Regions from separate parts of the Homo sapiens genome. Here region 2 is linked to region 1. A link is a loop called in an ENCODE intact Hi-C map of the cell type or tissue named here. Cell type or tissue: heart right ventricle. All regions are shown on one strand. Links, peaks and the distances in the headings refer to the core of each region. The heading gives the core; the rest is flanking DNA.

The links. Hi-C counts contacts between places; a loop is a spot of excess contacts. Peaks named below come from ENCODE experiments on the same cell type or tissue, not always from the same donor. Only the 100,000 strongest peaks of a DNase experiment are listed, where the experiment ranks them.
Region 2: it touches region 1 in a loop (4-fold over the local background); 2 of 110 quality-filtered maps call a loop at or near these places.

Annotation. Positions count from the first base shown.
Region 1 is chr9:16,682,939-16,695,051 of GRCh38, reverse strand. The region is part of intron 3 of BNC2 (basonuclin zinc finger protein 2); the gene reads left to right. Among named protein-coding and RNA genes, the nearest start is that of BNC2-AS1, 38 kb to the left of the region's middle. In heart right ventricle, for the core only: no CTCF peak of the experiment used is centred there; a DNase peak (open chromatin) is centred at 5,504; H3K27ac peaks cover 1,078 bases; H3K27me3 peaks cover 336 bases.
Region 2 is chr9:16,739,229-16,751,341 of GRCh38, reverse strand. All of the region lies in intron 1 of BNC2 (basonuclin zinc finger protein 2), which reads left to right. Among named protein-coding and RNA genes, the nearest start is that of BNC2-AS1, 18 kb to the right of the region's middle. In heart right ventricle, for the core only: no CTCF peak of the experiment used is centred there; no DNase peak of the experiment used is centred there.

The sequences.
Region 1 (12,113 bases), core at 2,914-7,913:
AAATATAACTCCCTTTGACTTTATCTTCTCTCCACTTCCTGAGAACCTTAGTAACAAAGATGTTACTGGTAGGACGGGTTTACATTCACTTTTTACCTGTCTGATACAGACTACTACAGCTTTTCATCTCCCCTAGTTCTCACCCCAGTTGAGATCCATGCATTTGGGATGGGGGTGGGGGGGTATCCCTTAGAAATCAACTTTGTATGCGTTTGCACATTTTTCTCTTTTTAGTCTGGGGTCCTCAGCAGGCTTGGAGGGGGGATTGTGTAGTATACAGTATGACTTATGTTTGACTTGGGAAAATTTTTCCTGTATGGAACAGCAGGACTGAATCTGCTTTCTCATTTCCTTTCTTCTTTTAACATTACCTATGTTCAAGCTTTGCATGCAAAGAAAACCGTGTTGATTCATTGATCTTCGACATGCTACATTATGAGCCTTGGCAGAAGGTAAAGGCTCCCCTGGCTCCCCTGTTTAGAGCAGCCGGAATTCCTCTGGTCTGTTGGTACCATCTGTGGCCTTCCTTCAGGCTCAGTCTTCATAGTAAGTCTAACTCATGTCAAATGGGCCAAGGTGCTAGTCCAGAGTAATTTGCATCTCTAGCCAACCACTGTGCATTTACTCTAGTAGTAAATGCCTGTTGTATTTGTCTCTTAAACTGTGTATGCTACTGAAACTTTTTTTTAAAATCATAATTGGTTTAATGTAGGTGGTTCAATGAGTAGTTTGTGAAGTTGAATTTTTGGGAACTAATATTTGCTCTTTCCCTTTCTGATGCCACAACATATTCTTCTATCCTATTTCATTCAAATTCACTATTCTGCTTTTTTCACATAAGTTTTTCAATCACCCTTTTTCCCTTTGGTGTTGTTTAGCAAGGGAGGAAACCCTTTCAATTTGTTCCATTTTTGTGCCTCTGATGAAGTAAGAGCAACTCAGACGGATGTATTTTCTTCCTAAGTAAACTCTTTTCTAAAAAAATGCCACACCCTCCCCCCAAAATAAAGCATTCAATAGCTTGATGGTGATTACTTGAAGGCAGTCTCTTTCCTCATTAGAGGTAAATACATCTTCACTCTTGATTGCCGCGGAAAGATAGGTAGAGAAGCTGAGTGGAGCAAACCCAATGGCTGAGTTCAAGTTGACCTGGATCATTTTAAAGTGCTTTTCATGTAAATGCTACAGTTAATGTCTGTCCCCACATAATTTCTTTCTAATGTTTGCAGCAGATGTGGAGTTGGCCTTACCACTGCTCAAGCTGCTTGCTCATTTTGGCTTTTTCTCGTAAGCTTTTCCTTTCCTGGCTTCCTTTCTTTTCTTTACAGAGTGAGATGTTGGGAGATAAGAATTTTATGCCTTGGTGTATGCTCCTTCTTCTTTCTCTCCATTGTTTTAAGTTATATCTTTTCTAAAACTAAGTTATGATCTGTAGAGCTTTTGTCTTATGGTTCCTTTTTGGTTTTCTAGTTTACATGGGCTAGGGAGCCTCAAACTTTAATGCTCATCAGCATCACGTGGAGGGCTTGTAAACACAGGTGAGGGACTCCACCTCCAGTTTCTGTCACAGTGGGTCTCAGGTGGGGCATGCAAATGAGTTTCAGACATGCTCTCAGGTGATGATCACAATAATCTTTGGCCAAGAAGCATGCCTTGGGCACTGACCGAGACTATTGGTCTTGTCTGTCAGTGTGCTGCCCACCCCCAGAGGGTTGGGTTCTTCAGATTTTATTCATGCACGTTCTCTGGAAACTCTTTACTTTTTAATAATTTATAGGCCAGGCTGCTAGCATAAGAGAACTCAGAAAATTACCTTATATTTTAATTGTGAAACGGTTGGTTGCAGGAGGGGCAGATATGCTGCTTCTTGCCACTCTCACCCCCTCATCCCCCAGTGAAGTCTTTTTTTTTTTTTTTTTTTTTTGAGACTGTCTTACTGTGTTGCCCAGGCTGGAGTGCAGTGGTGAGATCTCGGCTCACTGCAACCTCTGCCTCCCAGGTTCAAGCGATTCTCCTGCCTCAGCCTCCCAAGTAGCTGGGATTACAGGTGCCCGCCACCATGCCCAGCTAATTTTTGTATTTTTAGTAGAGACGGAGTTTCTCCATGTCGGCCAGGCTAGTGTCGAATTCCTGACCTCAGGTAATCCACCCACCTTGGCCCCCCAAAGTGCTGGAATTACAGGCATGAGCCACGACGCCCAGCACCCAGTGAAGTCTTTAACACTAAGTCCCTCTGAGCTGACAGCGATCTTTTCGGTCATTCCAAACACAGCATCACTCTAGGAAGCCTTCTAAAAGATGATTGAGTTGGCCCTTGGTCCCTAAGTGAGACCAAGTGACTCTGTCTCTTTTTAGTTTCCCCAGTTGCTTATAATATTCCTTTGACCCTTGTGGCTTGCTTTCCTTTCCCCTATGCGGCTTCCATCGTGGTCTCAAAGTTCTCAGCCTTCATTGGATTGGTATGCTGTGGTGCTGCTTTTGTGGGCTGGGGGCAGAGTACCATTTACAGATATACTGTGTACCTACTGAATCCTTAGGTGCTTTACATGTGTCATCTCATTCAACCTTGCCAACCCTGCACAATAAATATAAGTATCCTCATTTTACAGGTGCAGGAAACAAGGCTCGGAGATACGTAACTGAGCAACTTTACAAGATATTGCGGTAGAGATTTAAACAGAGATCTAATTGCAAAGCTAGAACTCTTTCAGTATTACCTGTCTTTAAGATAGCTGGAGTTGAGTGTTGAGGATAGAAAGTAAGTTAACCTGGGTGTGGCATACTTGAAATTGCATTTAATGTCAGTTGTCAGAGTTGACAATGTATTTGCCCATAAGCAACAACCTGTGGTGTTCAATTTCCAAAATAATGTATTACAAGAATGATTGCAAACCAATAGAATAATAGAATTCTGTACCTTTTTTTCTTAAATATAAGAACCCGCCGGGTGCAGTGGCTCACGCCTGTAATCCCAGCACTTTGGGAGGCCAAGGTGGGCAGATCACTTTAGGTCAGGAGTTCAAGACCAGCCTGGCCAGCATGGAGAAACCCCATCTCTACTAAAAGTACAAAAATTAGCCAGGCATGGTGGCAGGCACCTGTAATCCCAGCTACTCGGGAGAATGAGGCAGGAGAATCACTTGAACCCGGGAGGCAGAGGTTGCAGTGAGCTGAGATTGCGCCACTGCACTCCAGCCTGGGTGACAGAGTGAGACTCCATCTTTAAAAAAAAAAAAAAAAAATGGCTGGGCACAGTGGCTCATGCCTGTAATCCCAGCACTGTGGGAGGCCGAGGCGGGCATATCATGAGGTCAGGAGATCGAGACCATCCTGGCTAACGTGGTGAAACCCCATCTCTATTAAAAATACAAAAAATTAGCTGGGCGTGGTGGTGGGTGCTTGTAGTCCCAGCTACTCGGGAGGCTGAGGCAGAAGAATCGCTTGAACCCAGGAGGCACAGCTTTCAGTGAGCCAAGATCGCACCACTGCGTTCCAGCCTGGGTGACAGAATGAGACTCTGTTTCAAAAAAAAAAAAAAAAAAAAAAAGAACCCATACCCATCCGTGGATCTGGTACAAGTGACTTCATTCTCATTTTCTCCAATGCTAAAACCCAGGTAAAGCAAGAATTGCAGGAAGTACGTGAAATCTGTCCAATAGTAGGATGTTTTTCGAGTAAAGCACTAGCGAAGTCATTGAGAGAACTTTGTCTTAATTTCACTTCTATCCATTTTTATCAAATGTAGAGGGAGACCATAGTGATAGGTCTCAGTTTTCTCATTTAGAAGTAAAAGGAGTACAATGGAAATTTCTCCCCTTCCTTACTTGTCTGATGTGGGAATTAATAAATATTACGTGTAAAGCCCTTTGAGCACTCTGGAAGAAAGATTCTATGTAATTTTAGCATTATTCGTGGTCCATTAGGCTCCTCAGGGTGTCACCAGGGAAGAGAGATTTTTACCTTTTATCCCATATTTCACAGTATAAAAACAAGGTATTTCTGTTGTTGTTTGTGGCTGTGAAAAATCTCCTGTAATTGTACCTGCAGAGGTTGCTCCTATCACAGAGCCCAGGGCACTGTTCTTTGGCAGCTCACCCCAGAGGATCAGCTCCTGAGGGAAGAGCAAGAGTGAACCTTAGTGAAATAGCTCCTGGTGGCTGTGAGGACATTGTGCCTGCTCCACCCCGCACCCTGGCATCCCCCCACCTCCGTCACCTTCTGTGTCTTTCAACCTGTTGCATAACAGAATCACATACTGATTGACTCTTTTCCATTTTCTTTTATCTTATGCTGATCCTATAGTTCATTGCTCTGAGATGACTCCAGAGGAGATCTGTGTCTCCTTCAGGCACTGGCATCTGTCCTATCCAGTTCTTCTCCTATAAAATATCTCCCATCCTTATCATGTTCCTATTGATACAACTCTGCCTTATCTGACTCTATAACAATGAATGTATTTCTGGTCATTCCATCCTTGAAAATGGATAAGTACTGTGTTGTATTTATTTATTTGAAACAGGGTTTCACTCTGTCACTCAGGCTGGATAATAAATACTGTGTCGTTAGTATGTATGTATGTATGTATGTATATATTTGAGACAGGGTTTCACTCTGTCACCCAGCCTGGAGTGCAGTGGCACACTCACGGCTCCTTTTAACTTTGAACTCTTGGGCTTAAGTAATCCTCCTAGGATTACAGGCACATGTCACCACACCCAGCTAATTTTTCTTTCATTATTACTTTTCTCTCTGTGTTGCCCAGGCTGGTCTAGAACTCCTGGTCTCCTGCCTTGACCTCCCTAAGTGCTAGGATTACATGTGTGATCCACCACATCCAATTTGACTCTGTTTTGATTTACCAGTTGCTTTCTGATCAGTGAGCAGTGGGTTCCTTCTTCGCCCTTAGGTTCTATATTCTTGGTCCTTCTGAGTCTTAGTCTGGGGTCCCATGGTAGAGAAAGTTTAGGCCCAGAATTTTGTCTCCTAGTTAAATTGTAGGCTGAAAAATGGAGATATAATTTAACTGCATACTCTGCCACGTAGCTCACCTTCCTGTGTTTCTGCTTTTGTATTCATTTATTTTGCAGCAGTGTGTTTAGCGTGCATCTTCATCTTTACAGTGTTGGATAATTTGTTTATTTCTTTATCTGCTCTTTCTCACAGGGACTCCTGGTGAGCTTATTGTCAAATCTATTTCACTTGATGGTCTTCCTGAACTCTTTGTGTTATCTGAGTGATTTTTCCTCTTGCCGCTTGGCATTGTATAACCACTGAAATTAGGCTGGAGTGCTATTGGGTCTTCCTTTTGGCTTGGAATCCGGCAGTGCTTGTACCTAGCCATGTCTCTGAGGAGCACTCTGATGGGGCTTTATTTCTGTTTATCTCTCTCCCTCTTTTTTTTTTTTTAAACTTACATTGTATATCATTCTTTTCCAAGGTCTTTGTCCCTTCAACACTGCCAGACTGAAGCCACCAAAACACATACACTTCAGAACTGATCTGGGCTTGGGGCCAGCTTGACTGAGGAGACTGGAGCTCACATGGAAGTTAGTTTGTTTATTTAGGCTGTGACTTTCATAGTGTCTATCAGGCAGATGCCTACCTGCGTGTTTAATATTTAAAAGTAAAATGGAAATTTCAAGTGGACCCTGGCTCTGCAGGGGGCATCCCTGACTACGAGCCCTTTTCATCGTAACATGACTCTTCTCTCAAGTTATCATTTCTGTGACTTTTCTCTTTTTTCCTTTGTCCCCTTTCTGCCACCCATTTTTCACAGCCATTCATCTTCAAATATTTTCAACGGTAGCTCCCATTTACAACCTGGAGCTTTTTATGTCTTCTTTTCAGAAGTCTGGTCCCTAACATTTTTTTTTTTTTTTTTTTTTTTTGTGATCTCAGTAAACAAAGAGTGTGTGTATGTGTGTGTGTGTGTGGTTATGTGTGTAGGAAGCCTGCCATATTTCCTCCCTGCCCCACAGAAAATATGTTTTCTGGAAGCCCTTTTGACACCGAAGTGAATGCCCACTGGCCCTCCCTTGTTGAATTCTCCTGAGGGGAGAGAGAGAGGCCTTTATACTTGTCATATCTTTTGTTTCTGCTGATTATACACAAAGTAAGTTGTAAATAGCTCTCTCACACACCATGATTCCTTCAAGGTATGTATATACAGGAGAGTAGATATGTACTCAGCCTCCACTTGCCCTGGGGATTTCAGAGGGTCCCTTTCAAGGCCTCTGACCTCCTGTTACAGTACTAAGATAATGAAATTTACATCAGTTGTAGGCAGTTATTCCATAATTAAACCTGTGGCATAATGTTTAGAAATATTAGCTGAACAGTTCACCATTTTTTTTTGTTTTTAAGTTAAATGATTTTATTACTTTTAAAGCAACATATACAATCATACAAAAAGAATAAAAGTTAAGTACCTATAATCTTAATCACTGTGAACATTTTGGAAAATCTTTGTAGAACTTTGTACTATATAGTATGTCAAGTATGTCATTAAAACAGGCACTAGGTGTTAGCACAGAGGAAAAGTGGATAAAACGGAATTCCCCAAATCAGTTTAAAATTTATATTAAATAATGGTTAGGCACACCCCATATTTTATTATCCTAATTTACAATAGACTAATAATAAGGGGTTAGACAATTGATATCTGATTTTTCTTCAATCATTTTTTGATTGCTTGTGGCTGGCTAACTTCTGAGGCTTCTAAATCAAAAGGTGGAATGAGATGTGCTAAATTACAACTAATTAGGTTATCAGCTTTTATCTCTTTTGTATCTTCCTTAGTACATTTTGATGAATTCAGAAAGAGATATGGTTTGCCTTTCCGTGTTGAAAGATTTCCCTAACTGATGACGCTGATTGTGGTGGATGGGGTGAGAGTGTGGTGTATTTTTAGACCATGAACCGTTCAGTGAACTTTGTGAACCAATTTTGATTTGAATCTCTTATCCCTCATTTTTTAGAATATGGGAGTCAACTTTCAAAGATTCTTATGGATATATTTTTCTGCTCAGAAATCCTAGCACTCTAAGTTTGAAAATGTACCCACTTCCCTACTAGTTCCTTTTTGTGATTATGATTGTTGAAACATACTGGTAGTTTGCCACCATTTCCTCCCAACTTACTCACAGACCTTTATGTTTTCTCTTAGAAACAGTGTATTTCTAAGTGTCTCAAGTTGTAATTGCATGTAATTTTAGTTGTTTAACTTTCTCCTTCCCTCTTGAGAATGTTTATAAAGTGCATTCTGTGACTGTGAAGATAAAAAGAACTAGAAACTTAGTGTTTGTGACGTGGTCAAATAATCTTAAGGTAAGTAGCAATTTGTTTTGTGTATGTGAGATCGGGTGAGGTTTACACTTAATTTGCAATATATGGCTTACTGAATCTGCCTTAGTTAAGTCCCATTTATTGAGGTTTTATAATAAGGTTTTGGGGGGATTCATTTTGATTTGGAATATTCTCAGGTTAATTTTTTTCTTTTCCCTTCTATTGCTCCCTGGGGAGAATTACTGTTGCAGAACTCATTAGTGGCCTTCCATATGTCAGCTGAGGGGTAGAATGAGCATTATTTCTATGTGTGACACAACACAAATGCACAGTGCCCCCGCTCTTCTCCCTGCTGCATTTCTTTCTTATTCCTCAGTTAAGAGGATAAATTCCCTTTTTTGTTACTTATGTTGTCCTAGACCAAGGAGCAGGTAGCAGGTCTTGATTTCGGTTAGCGCCTTTTTCCTTTGTTGTCTTCTTTGTAATTTCTTTCATATGAAACATCAACAAATACCTCTAGAATGGATGCCACTAAATGTAGTTATTACATTTTTTTTTAAAATTAAATTCTTGGAAATGTATTCTCAACCTTTCTTTTCTTTCTCATGTCTTAAGTTTGAATCCAGGTTTTACAACCTAATAACATGTGACTCTGAGCTAGTTATTTACCTACTCTAAGCCTCAGTTTTTTCGTTTGTAGACTGGAGATGCTCATACTCCGTAAGAGTGTTGAGAGGAAAATGAGGGTTAATCTACACGTAAGATTCCCCACATAGTGACTCGCGCATTGGCCTGCACGTGTGAAACTCTTGGGTAAAGAGTGGTTGTAAACTTCAAAGACAGATGACACTCTGTCCATTTCACCTTATGAGCCTAGTAAAGAAGAATAAAAGACTTGAAAAGAATGAGAGAACTGGACCTAAAAATGTTTGAAGCGTTGACCGAGTACCTTTTATTTTTCTTTTCTTTCCAGTGATATTCACTAGTGAACTTGCAAAGTGGAGTATACTGAACGTTGTTTAAGTTTGGACGATTGTACTGATTTTTGGGTGAAAAGAAAGAGGGAAGCACCTTTTAAGCTAGCATGCATGGCTGAAAACTGATGTCTGAACAAAGCAAATTGATTAGCACAGATGATCTTAATTGGAGTTTTAAAAAAGTCAAAGAAAACAAAACAGAGGAGTGCTTTGATAGGGAAAGAAGACAAAGGTGAGATGATGCTTAGTTGATGTATTGAGTTTAGAGACATATAGACAGATATATGATTAGTGTGAGTAGTATAAGTATGGAAATAATGAGGAACAATTAGAAATTTTTAAAAAGCAGAAAACATGTTTAGGTGGAATCTAAAACCTTGTTTAATCTTAAAAAAATCTGAAATGAAATAAGCAAGGGACAGTAGGCAGTATTTAGGGATGATATTGACTAATTATAATAGCTTAGTTTTAAAAAGGGATCTTAGTGGCTTTCAGTTTAGAATTTTAGATATAGAGAAACATTCATTAAGTTTTAACCTTGTTTTTTTATTATTAGGACAGATACATAAAACAAGGTTTTTAAGCTTAAAGATAACATGTTTAAATGAGTAACTATTAATAATAAATATTGATAAATAGAAGTCTGCCTGTGCTAGCCTACACCAGGAACAGGAAAAATAAATTTGAACAAATATTTTAAGAACGTAAAGGAACTTAGGCATTGTTGAATGTATTTTTTTTTAAATTCCTACATAAGAAAATTAAAGGAAAGAGGAAAAGAAAAAATTTATGTCACCAATGTGAAACAGAAATTATCTATTTTAGTCTTTTCCCATCCCTGCATTTCCTTCCTTCTGTCTCCCTCCTCCTGTCCGTGGCTATTTATTAGGTGCCTACTGTGTGCTACCTGCTGTGAATACAAGGAGGAACAAAATTTATGTTGCTTTTTTCTTCTTGGAATTTACCTTCTGGTAGTTAATAAACTTTGTTACATGGTATTCACTATATATTTGACATACTAAGTGTCACATACATGTCAAGCCATGATGACCTGTTAGAGACCCGCAGTTGGGATTTCCTCTCTCTGCCTGGGTCAAGTGTGACTGTGTGCAGTTCTCAGCAGCCTCCATACACAGCATCTAACGTGGCTGTATTCCCTCAGGTTCCATTGGCATGTACTGGCAGAGTGCTGGGGGCAGACTTCTGCCCAAACCTGGAGGAGCCATACCACAGGCTGGAAGTCCAGGTTAGAGTCTTAACTGTTTTCTCAGCTAGGGGTGGTGTGACAGAAACAGTGGTCCTGGAAAGCCATTTGGGTATATCAGCGTCATCAGGAAAAGACAACCATTGAGTTAGGTGTAAAGAGGAACCAGTGTAGCGTATGTGCAGCCATAGGTCCTTTTCAGGATGCGTTGTCTGTAACTGTAGATCATTTGTCTGTTCAGTCAAGACATATATACATACTGTAGTAAGTACATGGTCTCTGAAGGTTGACTACCTAGAGTTGATACAAGTTGCTGTGAGACCTTTGGCAAGTCACTTAATTTAAGTGAACCTTAGTTTTCTCATCTGTAAGATGGAGATTTACCACACAAGGTGATGATGAGAATTTAAAGGACCTGACATATATTCAGCAGTTAGTGCAGGACCTGGCACATAACAGGTACCCAGTAAATATTAGCTTTCATCTTCTAAGACTTTTGGGATATATGTGAGTAAGTCATGCTTCCTACAATATGGTCTCCCGGCTCAGGAGAACAGCAGCCATTCAACTGAGTGCTTTATAAGAAAAGCAGGACTTAATGAAATATCTTCTGTCTTCATGCGTTGGAAGATATGTCTTGTGGTGTAATAGGAGTATATTAGCAAAGTACATTTTTTTTTTTTTTGGTGAAACTGTTGGATTGAAATTCAGTTCGTTTTGTATGGTCTTGAGGCATTAGAAGTGATTTGGTGTATTGCAAATTAAAAATGTAAATGTGACATTTTGGCTAAAGGCATGCCTCCATTTCTATGTACATAATAATATTTAAGGAATGTGTGTGCCAATGCAAAGATGCAGGCTGAAGTTTCAACATGGGTAGCACTCCCTAGCATGAGGAAACTCATACTTTTTTTTTTAGGACCTCCATTTGGCCTTATTTTCTAAATTTTCAGGCTTATAAGATGAGCATAGTGAGCTCAGTTTTAAAACGTTTTTACTGATTTAGAACCACAAATGAGAAGAGAGAACCATTTAAAAAATGGACTTCTATGCAGTGAGAATGAGGGTAGAAGTGGTGGTAGGAGGAGGTTTCAGTTTTTATGGTACCGAAGGGTATGCCATCTCTAGCACACCTGCTCTTGGCCCAGGGAAGACCACCTGAGCTCTGCTGTGCCCCAAACTGGTACTGTCTGGGTGGTGTATGTCTGTGATACAACAGAAAAGCAGGTGGGACACATGAGACACGATCATGTATTTCCTAGTTCTAGAAAGCTAACAGCTTGTGTGTGACATGCAAATGCAGAGTGATGGAAGACTTTTTGTGGAGAGTAGTCTGATCCTTGACCTTTTTTGGGTAGGACGAGTGATGTTCTTCAAACACATCACCTGGAATGGTCTGTCATGGGTGATTGTTGGAAATCTGTTTTTAAACCTTGAATTACAGTGAAAAGAAAATTGGGTTTTGCAGATGTGAGTGTGTAAAATAAAACTGGAAAAAAAAACCTATTGAGTACATTGACATACTATGGGAGAAAATGTAGAAAATGTTATATTTACAGGTTAAAGTAACATTCTGGTTGTAGATGAACCAGATTGTGGGGTTGATAGTTCAGAAAGGACCTTGCAAAGAAGACTAAGTTCCTGGACAAAGTAATGAAAGTGACATTATTGGATATTCCTCATTGTGGATCATCATTTTGGTGGACTGCGTGGAAGGATTGAATCTGTTAAAAGATGATCAGCTATGGAGAGTTAGTCAAGTAGCTGGGACCCACTTGAAGCATTTCTTCCTCTCTTCTTTTTCTTCTGCCTTCCTAAATGTGCTTCTTCTGCACATTTTAGAAATACCTAGTACATATACATATTATGTCCACCATAATAAAGATGCTTAATATACTTTTCACCAGCTATCTATTTCAGGAGTATTTTTTAGCTTAGACTGCTTTCATTCTTGCCATGTCATGTGTCCTAGTCCTTTTTAAATTTTTTCCTAGAGAATGAGCCATTTCTTATTGTTCAGCATAGCTTTATACTCTAGGGAGCTCACTATAGGACTTGCCAGTCATCTCCTTTTCCTGCTTGTATCATAGGCTTTGCCCCAGGGCTAGGCATTATCATCACTAGAGGTTTTGCTGTTTGGCCTCTTGATTCTGAGAATAACCTTCCGTACACCTCAATTTAGGAGCAGCGGTTTGTTTATATTCTTTCTTAGAAAGGATTTTTGTTTAGACATACAGCCCTGAAATCTGGTTTACTTTTATGTTTTAGCTGACGTAAGTTCTCATGACTGGTGGAGCCCCTTTCTGCTCTTTGCCTTCTTCCTTTTAAACCTTTGCCTTTTATTCCTAAAATTTCAGATTTCTTAGCAGCTTTATTTTTAATAATCCCAAGATCCCCTACTGTGGTCAATGAATGTATCTTTGGTTTTGAATGACTGTCAACCTTCAAGTCTGTGCCTGATTTGACTTTTGCAAGGACTTCTGCTGTGGTTTGTGTTAATATTGCTTGATTCAGAAAAATAACTGGAAATCAAGATTTTGATTCTGTAACTTTATTTACTTTCCCCAGTGGCTTTTGAAGTGGGTACTCCAGTTTGGGAGGTTAACTGATGAACAGCAGCAAAGAATCCCACTCTTATGCAATCATCT
Region 2 (12,113 bases), core at 3,584-8,583, 56 kb before region 1:
CGCATGAGCTCCTTAGTTTACATTTACTCATCCAGTACTCCAGTGCTCACAATATACTAGGGTTTTTTTTTTTTTAAACCATTTTCAATGCAATTTAAGAGAATATTTTAGAATTAAGTTTTCACAGTTTTGTAGTTTTTTTTATTTCACAGTTTTGTAGTTTTTTTTTAGACTTCAGTGATGTTTTAAATGTTTTCCTTGTGCTTACCTGGAAAAGCTTTTTAAATGATACCAATTTGGAATGTTAAAAAAGGTATAATTCTGGGATGACAGATATATTTAATCTTGTGGGTGAATTTAGACTGATGGTTGGTGAATGCTTTGAGAGTCTGAGGTGGGCCAGAGAAAAAAGACACAACTCTGTACTTGGTTAGCAATGCCTGCCATTGCCGCTGAAGTACCAGTCAGTGGAAGCATCTCCTGAATTCATCTCCCTAGCCCAGAAACTTCTGTGTTACTGTAATCATTCATTTATTCATCTTGTGTTCATTCATTCACCCAAATTTTTCAACATTTCTGAATATGTGGCAGCATGCCAAGCATGGTAGGAATATAGTGGTGAAGCAGACATGAATTTGCTTTCAAGCCTTGATGAGTGGGAGGCTTAATCGTTCATTAACAAAGAGTTGAAAACAGGGTGGCAGCGGTTTTGGCAAGAATGTGTTACGGTCTAATTCAGAGATACTGAACTTGGGACCTAAGTAAGAAGGATATTCTGTTGTAGAAATCTGGCAGATTCTAGAGTTTGTTTGAGAGATCTCTTGCATTTGCTCATTGGGTATGCCAGGCATTCTGGAGGGATGCCCATTCGCATCTGACAGGATAGATGATCTACTGGTCAAATGTATAGATGATGTCTAACATCTCCGTAATGCAAGGCAAAAGTAGGTTCTGTAAGGGGAATGATATGACATTAGTTTAGAGATGAGTGGTAAAGCCATATGCTGTTGGGTGTGATGCCAGTCAGTAGTAGATGGTAGAGAATTGAAGATAGAGCATAATTTTAGTGTTCAGCCATTTTTAATTTCAGAAAATATTTTTAGGTAGAAATATTTTAACTGTATAGTACATGTATTGGTACAAATATAAGTATCAAATTATATTTCTACCTTCACCATTTTTTCCAACTAGAAATCCTATAATTATCTTTTGCTTCTTTTCCCTTAGAGCTAAAATTATTTTAGGTATCAGTTCTCGTAGATTCTTTAAAACAGAAAACAAAACTCTAAATTGTTAATTTATTTCTCACAATTACCTAGTTTAGGTCCTCATGCTCTGTGATGGGCTGTCCATTTCCTATTAGTGTCTACTATAGTTTCAAGTGTAAATGCATGCAGTGTAAATGAATATAAAACTGATAAAATTCCTCGTTCTTAGAGCTTATGTTCTAGGGGAATATTTGAATACAAACAAATCCCCTAATTTAATACTTCTGTTTTCTGCTGCATTCACCATTCCTAGATGAAACATAACTTCTGTTACTTAACTACTGTGTTCAGAAATTTGAAGTCCAAATTTCAAGGCCTCTACAGTTTGCCTGTATATACGCTTTCTAATCTCATGTCTTATTAAATAATATCTTTCATCTATCCAAGGAACAGTGCATCTTTACATCCTTACACTATTTTTTTTTTTTTTTTAAAGCACAGGATCTCTCTCTCTTGCCTAGGCTGGAGAGCAGTGGCACAATCATGGCTCACTGCAGCCTCAGCCTTCCAGGCTCAAGCAATCTTCCCACCTCAGCCTCCTGAGTAGTAGGGACCACAGGCATGTGCCACCACACCTGGGTAATTTTTAATTTTTTTGTAGCGATGGGATCTCACTCTGTTACCCAGGCTGATCTCAAACAACCGGGCTCAAGCTGTTGACTTTCCCGCCCTGGTCTCCCAGGGTGCTGGGATTATTATACTTTTATTCGTGCTTCCCCCACCCATTTGGAATGTTCTCTTCTCTTTGCCTTTTGATATTCTCCTTAGTCTAAGAATCTTGGCTCAAATTGCTCTTTTAACCAAATAACGTATGTTCCTGGATATATTATAACTAACAACACGTGTACTGATTTGTAGACTTCTACTTTTGTAAGAGAGTGCTTATTTACATCTTTTATTTAACTTGTACATTTACATATAGTCTCTCCAGCTATACTGTAAATGATGTGAAATCAGAGGACTTTGTTTTAAATATTCATACTGGGCTAATATGAGCACAGTTGAAAAGCAGGCAGGAACTGTGCTTTGAGCATCCTGGAGAATGAAACAAAGCTTACAAGCTTACATACTGAATTTCTAAGATAGTCATTCCCCCATATATTGCTTAGAACCTGAAAATTCCAAAACTCTCTTTGGTTTTCAGGGCCATCATTATATATTAATTTTTTTATTTTGTTAATTTCATATATATATATATATATATATATATAGTATAAAAAGTGAAAAAAAGTACAGAAGCTTACACAGAGAAAACAAATGGTCCATTGCTTTTTTTTTTTTTTTTTTTTTTTTGAGACGGTTTCGCTCTGTTGCCCAGGCTGGAGTGCAGTGGCCTGATCTTGGCTCACTGCAATCTCCATCTCCTGGGTCCTAGCAATTCTCTTGCCTCAGCCTCCTGAGTAGCTGGGACTACAGGCGGCTGCCACCATGCCTGGCTAATTTTTGTATTTTTAGTGGAGATGGGGTTTCACCGTGTTGGCCAGTCTGATCTCGAACTCTTGACCTCAAGTGGTCCACCCACCTTGGCCTCCCACAGTGCTGGGATACAGGCATGAGCCACTGCACCCGGGCAAATTCTCCTTTTTTTCTGTTTACTGGATTCCTTCTTTTTAAATGTTTAAGACAATGTCTCACTCTGTCTCCCAGGCTGGAGTGCAGTGGCACGCTCAGGACTCACTGTAGCCTCGACCACCCCGGGCTCAGGTGACCCTCCCACCTCAGCCTCTGGAGTAGCTGGGACCATTGGCACGTACCACCATGCCCAACTAATTTTTGTATTTTTTGTAGAGATGGGTTTTGCCATATTGCCCAGGCTGGTCTTGAACTCCTAGGCTCAAACAGTCTTCCTGCCTCGGCCTCCCAAAGTGCTGGGATTACAAGCGTGAGCCATCACACCCAGACTTATTTGCCAGATCCTGAAAGGTATTTCTAGCAATAGCTTAGCCCCATTTTAGAAGTATTTGTTACCTCCTCAGTTTTTCTTTTCTACTCTCTCTTTCTCCTGTTTTTCTCTTTCTCCATAAATGATAGTACACAGTATTTACTGTTCTGCATCTTGCCTTTTACTCATGTTTTGTTTGGAGATGTTGTTTATCTGTATTTACAGTTTTTTTTTCCATTCTTCTTAATGACTACTTAATATTCCATTGGAAAGATTCATAGTAAAATAAAATAGCAAATTCTAGAACTGGGAAGAAGGCAAATGTTAGGCAAACAATTAATAATTATAACTAACTATGAAAGGATAAAATGGTAGATAGTTGAATTTAAGAAAACAGAGCCTTCCCAGAGCTCCTCTTTCCCATGCCAAGTCAAGTAGGAAGCCCTAAGCACTTAGAAGCCTAAAGATATTACCAGATATTAATTGATGTTTAATTATCAAGAAAGATATGTCCTGCTTAAAACAGGGTAATAGGCAGCACCTTTTCAGAAAATTCTTGTCTAAAATGGTAGAAACCTGGAGAGGCAATGCTGGATATTTGGATGAGCACATATTTTGAAATCAGACCAACTTGGTCTTGAATTCCCAGTTTGACCCTTAATATAAGACTTCGGCCAAGTGACTAAACTCTCTTAGCTTCGATTTCCTTATTGGTAAAATGAGAATAATAATACCTATCTCAGAGGACTTGTGAAGAATGAATGAAAAAATCTTTTATGTTTTGCATAGTACCTGGCACACAACAGGTGCTCAATAAATATAAAGTTCCATCTCCTTGACTCTGTGCCCTTCCAGAATGATTAATTTCCTAAGAGCTCTGGATGCTGAGATTTTACTGTTAATTGTATCTTTTATAAAACTTGCAATGTCTTGTACATAGTAAGAAGTCCACATTTATGTGTAGATTTATTCTGTAATTCTTAAGAGTCTGGCTTGGTTTTCTTGAAACTTTTCATGAAATTTCTCAAATCTCTAGAAGCGGGTACAAGGACAATTAATTATTTATGTACCCTGTGAAGATGCCTAACTTGGCCAAATGTCAACATCTCAAGCAGTGGTTGTGCTTGTAAAATTTTAATAATCTGTACTTTCGTAGTATACTTTGTATTTCTTTGCGTGGTGTGATATTTTGTATATTTTAAAAATGGGAAGAATTTCAGATGTTTTAATATCTGTTAGGTGGAAAGTATAATTCTTTTTCAATTACATGGATTAATTTTTTTTTTTTTTGAGATGGAGTCTTGCTCTGTCACCCAGGCTGGAGTGCAGTGGTGCAATCTCTGCTCACTGCAAGCTCTGCCTCCAGAGTTTACTTCATTCTCCTGCCTCAGCCTCCCAAGTAGCTGGGATTACAGGCACCCGCCACCACGCCCGGCTAATTTTTTGTATTTTTAGTAGAGACAGGTTTCATCATGTTAATCCAGGATGGTCTCGATCTCCTGACCTCATGATCCGCCTGCCTCGGCCTCCAAAAGTGCTGGGATTGCAGGCCTGAGCCACACTGCCCCTGGCCGAATTTTAAGTTTAGGCCAGGCGCGGTTGTTCACGCCTGCAATCCCAGCACTTTGGGAGGCTGAGGAGGGCAGATCATTTGAGGCCAAGAGTTCGAGACCAGTCTGCCAACATGGTGTGAAACCCTGTCTCTACTAAAAATACAAAAATTAGCCGGGCGTGGTGGCACATGGGTGTAATCCCAGCAACTCTGGAGGCTGAGGCTCGAGAATCCCTTGAACCCAGGAGGCAGAGGTTGCAGTTAGCAGAGATTGGACCATGGCACTCCAGCCTTGGTGACAGAGCAAGACCCTGTCTCAAAAAGCAAACAAACAAAAAACAAAAACGAGTTTAATAAGATTCATAGGGTTAAATGTGGGGGGCTCTGACACTGATTGCAGTCAGGTTCAACATGGCCAATATGAAGTCAACTGGCTTGTAAGTTTCCTAAAAATTTAATAGTCAGTTCTCACAAGTCGCAAAGAGTAAATCTGGTATACTACTAGATTATCAACCTCCTGGGTGACTGCTTTGAGCTCCGGTGTAAACATAGTTAGGAGAACCAATTCGTGAAAAATGGTCCAGGCTTTGCTACCAGTTTATTCTTTGACTTTGCCTCAGTTTCCTTGATTGTATAGTAAAGCAATGGGATTAGATCTGTTTCCTAAGATTTTTTGGTATGACCTTACAATTCTGTGTGTGTAAGGCTGCAGAAGCCAAGGAGCCCAGGCTTTATACGACTTGTCTCATATTCACAATATCAATATTTTTTTCTTTTCAAAAAAGGTCTCCCCTAGTTAAAGCAAATATATTTGAGAACCACTGTTACTGAAAAAATAGCTGTCTCAAAGCCCATGTCTGTACTTCCAGCAGGGCCCCTGATACAGTCACATGTAATGGGTTTACTTATTCCTTATATATATACTACAGTAAACAATCTAGGGTTTAGGAAAACGGAAAAGTAATGGAATGCAATTCAGTGTTATTTTTATCAGAGACAGGCATAATAGAAAACATTTTGGTACTTGATACTTTATTTAAATATGACTTTCATTTATGTGTGAATGAACTCTCCATATATGCTAATGGATGCTTGTAGGCCAGGCATCATGAACTTAGATGGCAATAGTGGCCAGGCAAGTAAAGGAATTGCGAGAACCTGGTAGGGTATAAAATGAAAGTACGTGCTGCAGAGAGTAGTTTCTACTCCTCCCTTGCTGATTGTTGTCAGGAAGGAACATACGTTTCTGTTACCATATCTTTAATTCTTTAACGCCTCACCTTTTGCCTCTCCCTGCCCATTCCCTCAGCAGCTGAATATCCATATTTTAATTTAAAATTTCTTGTGTTTTACATGTTGGTCATTAATTAAACATATGCACACTCATACACACTCACTTAGGAGGAGCCAAGCAAAACACATCTGAAGCCAAACTTGGCCTGTGGTCTTCTACTTTGAAATGTCTTTTCACACACGTACCTACGCAGCAACTGATACTTTAGTACTTGTATGCTAGGCGCTTGGCTACACCTTTTGCACTAATAAAAATGTTTAACCTTCACAACAATTCTGTGAACAGGTACTTTTATTTCCACTTCAGAGATGAACTTTGGATAAGTAACTTGCCAAGATCACACAATTAGTAAAAGGTTCTGCAGTTATTCAAACCCAAGAAATTGCGCTGCAGAACTCTGACACTTAAGCACTTGGCAAAATTGATTTCCTGGATATGTTTCTTCTATATATGCTCTAAGCACACACACAAAATGTAAATAACACTATAAAGGATGAAGAGAAATTGTTTACTATTAGTTCATTCATGTACATATGTTTGCATATGTGGGCATGATGTGATAAAGCACTGAAATGCTATAAGCTTTCACATTTTACACAGTTTTTCTGATAAAGCTCAGTGAGACCAGTGTAAAAATTTCACAGGGAGTTTATATTTCTCCTTGCCACAAACTAGACATCCTGAGCTTTGGGGCCAACGTTGTCTGTGTCCAAGGGCAAAAGTTCTCTTTCTTCTCATTGTCATATTTAAACCCCACCCATGGAAATGCTCCAAGTCCTGAGTGATGATCCCTTCCTCTGGGCAAGGGTATGAAGAATAAAAGTAAATCTAGCAGGAGGAGTAAATCCCAGAAGACAGAGATAAGTACTTGAGGTCAGAGACTGCGTCTTTTATAGTTTGTCTACATACCAAACTCATTAATATGAATAATCATCTTAGCAGTACTGGTTGTAGTAGCAAAAGTAATACAAGAAACCAGTCTTCTCCTATATTTTTACATTAGCATTCATTATTTGTAGGATTTGGGAGGTCTTTTTGAGAAAGTGATGTGAAACTAAGTCTCTCCCACGTTTTTCCTTTAGTTCCACTTTTTCATACCAGCATAAAATATTTTTCAACCTTAAAAACTGCAGTCTAGGCCAGGCGTGGTGGCTTACGCCTGTAATCCCAGCACTTTGGGAGGCTGAGGCAGGTGGATCACAAGGTCAGGAGATTGAGACCATCCTGGCTAACATGGTGAAAACCCGTCTCTACTAAAAATACAAAAAAAAATTAGCCGGGCGTGGTGGCAGGCGCCTGTAGTCCTAGCTACTCGGGAGGCTGAGGTAGGAGAATGGCGTGAACCCGGGAGGCGGAGCTTGCAGTGAGCAGAGATCGCGCCACTGCACTCCAGCCTGGGTGACAGAGCGAGACTCCGTCTCCAAACAAACAAACAAACAAACAAACAAACTGCAGTCTGTAGGAATAAAAGTATAAGATGGTAGGGGAAAAAAACCGAGAATAGTGTGAACAAAATCTATGTATTTATCCATTTAGGTTTTTCCCCTGGGGTATTTTGGAATACCCTTTGACACCATAAGCCTCTTTATGGTTTACTCACTTGGTATGGAATGGGGGAGAAAAAAGGAGCCAGTCCATCTGGCAGTATTCCTCTCAACACCCTATACCCATCATGTGAATGGAAAGAACCCCAAACCTTCATTTTCAGAACTGTATCTCAGCCTCTGGCTCCTGAAGAAAACCAGTGTGGTTCAGATGTGGGATGGGAAGAGTGGTTTGCATTGGCATCAGCCCTGCGGGTGCTTTGGGGCTGGAGCACACACAGCTGTGGGTTACAGATGCTTGCTCTCCGGTATTAATGTGGCCAACATGTGAAACCATGACACCCACAATACTACACAAAGGTCCACGCCTCTGATAGTTTGAGAAATAACTCCGTCTGAAGAAATTCCTTTTTGAAGGCCTAGAATACATTCTAGAATGGAAGGTCCTCTTTCAGAGGGGTAGAACCAGGAAAGAGATGCCTTATAATGTTGGACAGAGCACAGGGTGTCTGTAGGCTTAGGAGCTTTAACCAAACATGGGGAAAAAAAAAAGTAAAAAGTCTCCTCTAAACCTTAGATTAATAAATTCGAAATTCTGTGCTATGCATGTAGCAGAAAGCTTGTACACTCAAGTCATCGTGTAGTTTCTTTGGAGATGTCAAATGCAAGCCATCGTTGGTGGTTGTCATCTGGCCTGACTCAGGGTGTGTTAGAAATGTTTCCACCGATTTTTATTTCCCTGAGCTGTCTCCAAGGATGGTAGAACCAGAGGAATCTATACACAAGAGAAAAGAAATGAGCATGGGTTCTTGGTAATTTAATAACTAGGACTCTTTTCAGGGTGTGGGGATTTTGTCCTTTCTCACTCATGAGGTCCATGCTTCCTTCTGACAGTACACTTGAGAGAGCTGAGATGTTTCCATCCCCCATTCAGTTAGTGAGACAGTTTTCTCATTCAGGTACAATTTCCAGTGAAATAGTAGCTTATAAGTATCCAGAAGTTAGTTTATTGACTCTTATTGCACTTCTGAGCACCTAATAAATAATTTATTAGTCTGATGGATATGTGGCTACCTAACTATGGGGCATGAAATATGCACTGTTTTTCTAATATACTGTAGGGAGACCTGTTTATAAAGTATTTAGTATTGGTTTTATAATGCACTGTTGACAACAGGAGACCACGAAGCTCAAAGATCAATCTCATTTTGGCCCACAGTATTAATGCTGCTTTATAAAGCTCTATGACAGGTCACTTAGACAGTGGTCTTCACAGAAAGGACTCTGTTAGGAAAGCAGGCTGTAGGGGCTGCTAGTATAGTAGATGAATGTCTTTGTCTGTGTCCCTAAGGTGACTCTGGCGGTTGCTGATGTTGGCCAGGTGATGGAACCCATCATTTCCCTGCTCTCCAGAGGGATTCTGGACTAGAAGTGCTGAGTTCTGCTAATGCAGACCTTGCTAATTGGGCAGAAAGCTGGTGTGACTTTGGACCACAATTGCAGTTCTGGAGACAGAAATCAGGCAATAAGGAGTGGAACTTGGCTCTCTTCAGCTTTGTCTTATGTTTATTAATGAAGTGAAATTATTCCACATCTTTTATGCCTTTGTTCAAATCACATAGGTGACATAGCATAAAGTATTTTGATTTTTGTTGGCTTTGGGGAATTTCCTAGCCAGAAATAAATTCATAGACATTAGACCACTACATACTAAACACTTCGAATTTGGGAAAACCTAAACAAAGACTAAGTAATTTCATCCAAAATCAATTCTCAGTGTTTTACTTTATTTTCTTCATAAGAACTATACACTATGAGAATGCTGCATAATGACAATGATTTATATCATACTATTGCCCATCAAGGTATACGTGTTGTTGTCTTTTTTTTTTTTTTTTTTTTTTGAGATGGAGCCTCACTTTGTCACCCAGGCTGCAGTGCAGTGGCGTGATCTCAGCTCACTGCAACCTCCACCTCCTGAGTTCAAGCGATTCTCGTGCCTCAGCCTCCCAAGTAGCTGGAACTACAGGCGTGTACCACCACACCTGGCTGATTTTTGTATTTTCAGTAGAGACGGGGTTTCACCACGTTGGCCAGGCTGGTCTTGAACTCCTGACCTCAGGTGATCCACCTGCCTTGTCCTCCCAAAGTGTTGGGATTACAGGCGTGAGCCACCGCACCTGTCATGGTGCATGTTTTAGAGCAAGGTATTTTTCTCTTTGTGTCCAGAACTCCTTGCTGGTTCTAAGTATTTCACTTCCCAAACTGGGAACTCTGAGCTATACTTTCTTGGACCCAGTCAGCTTGTTTATTATTTCTCACGCTTTTGTGGGAACCAGGCTGAGTTCTACTATTTGCCATTTCTGTTACTCATTTCTTACTGATTCAGAGTTTCATTTTTTTTTTTTGAAATGGAGTTTCGCTGTTGTTGCCCAGGCTGGAGTGCAGTGGCGTGATCTCGGCTCACCGCAACCTCCACCTCCCAGGTTCAAGTGATTCTCCTGCCTCAGCCTCCTGAGTAGTTGGTATTACAGGCATGCACCACCATACCTGGCTAATTTTGTATTTTTAGTAGAAACGGGGTTTCTCCATGTTGGTCAGGCTGGTCTCGAACTCCTGACCTCAGGTGATCCGCCCACCTCGGCTTCCCAAAGTGCTGGGATTATAGCAGAGTTTCATTTTACCCTTTCCAGTTGGACCCAATGTTTTCTTCCTTCTAGTACTCCTCGATTCCTTCCTATCATGTCTCCCTTAGCAGATAGCCCCATCTTTAACTTTCCTCAGATGATTATTTTGTTCATGTAGCTGTTATTTATTGAGCACCCTGTTAGACCCTGAATTAGGAAAGATAAATTCTGTCTCTTTTAAGAAGTGTACAGTTTAGTGGAAAAAATTGGTAATAAATTGGTTTTCTAACATGAGCAGTTTTAATATATGTATTTCTTAACCACAGATTTTTTTTCTGTATCTCTTACCTTTGGTTTCTGAGGGAAAAAAAGGGTTTCTTTTTTCTCCCTCCAGGGGCACCCTTTTCATTTGTGCTCTTGATCATATTCTCTCCTCGGACCCTTTCATACCATTTTCCCTCTGGCTTAGATCTTCAATATCGTTTTCTCTCTTGGCTTCATCCCCTTTGCCTGTGATAGTCTCTTTTTTCCCTGTAGTGAAAAACAAACTGCCAACTTATGAACACAACCTGTCTGAGCTCCTCTAACTTTTCAGACCACGTTTCTCTTACTTGTTTTCTTTGCAGAATTTCTCCAAAGAATGTTTTATCTTTTCTGCTTCTTTGTCTTCACAATTTGCTTACTTCTTAACTCCTCTGCAATATGGATTCTGTATACCTATCAGTCTACAAAGACATTCACTCTTATGACACAAAGCCTAATAAAATATTTTAGCCACAAATATACATGAATGTTATGTTGAACACTCATTGACCCGAGTTTAGGAACTAATAATGTACAAACACATCTGAAGACTAGAGTTACCATTTAAATTATACTGTGTCAGTCACTGTCAATCTCCCTATCTGCCTTTCCCCATTTTCCATCCTTAAGCACTATTCTGATTTTGGTATTTATTATTCCCATGCCTTTTGGTTTGCTCTTACTGTATTTGCTTCTACTTACTATTTCACTTGGTTTTAACCATACCCTAAATATAAGTCTTGTTGTTCTAGATCATTTAAAACTCTCAAGCATCCTATCTTCTGTCAACTGTTTTCCCTTATCAGGTGGAACGTTGGACAATCACGATGCTCCTGTTAACGCTGTTCCTTCTGTCTTTTCCCCTAATAACCATGGATATCCCCTGAGATACTAACCTTGGCCACTTGTTTTATCTCTTGTTTCAGGTCTGTGTAGATGGCTGCTGGATGTGATAACTTCAGTATCAGTCTGTTTTCTAACATTTCCAGTTGCCTGGTTATCTGCATGATCTGCTGTTCCCCCCATACTAAACTTGCTATATATTCTCACAAACTAGTTCATCCCCCTTTCTGTTGATAATGCTACCATTTTCCTGTGCTCAGACTATTAGAACTTTAGTGTCATTGTTGACACTTCTCATTTGTTACAGTCATTCTGGTCCCCTTGATTTTATCTTCACAGTATCTTCTGTATCTTGTCCTTTTTTTTTTCTCCAGCCGTATTGCCAGTAATTTACCCAGATTATTGACTGATTGATTGAGATGGAGTTTTGCTCTTGTTGCCCAGGGTGGAGTGCAATGGCACAATCTCCGCTCACTGCAACCTCTGCCTCTTGGGTTCAAGTGATTCCTCTGCCTCAGCTTCCCAAGTAGCTGGGACTACAGGCATGCACCACTACACCTGGCTAACTTCTTTTGTATTTTTAGTAGAGACGGGGTTTCACCATTTTGGCCAGGATGGTCTCGAACTCCTGACTTTAGGTTATCTGCCCGCCTCGGCTTTCCACAGTTTTGGGATTAGAGGCGTGAGCCACCATGCCCGGCCTATTTTAATGTCTTCCTAATTGGACCCTGCTTTTGTCTTTTCACACTTCAGTCCATCTGTCATACTGTTGCCAGATAAATCTTCTTGGAGCAAAATAATGATCAGACGTTACTGCTGTTGAGAAGCTTTTGGTAGTTTGGACTGTTGGTAGATAACAG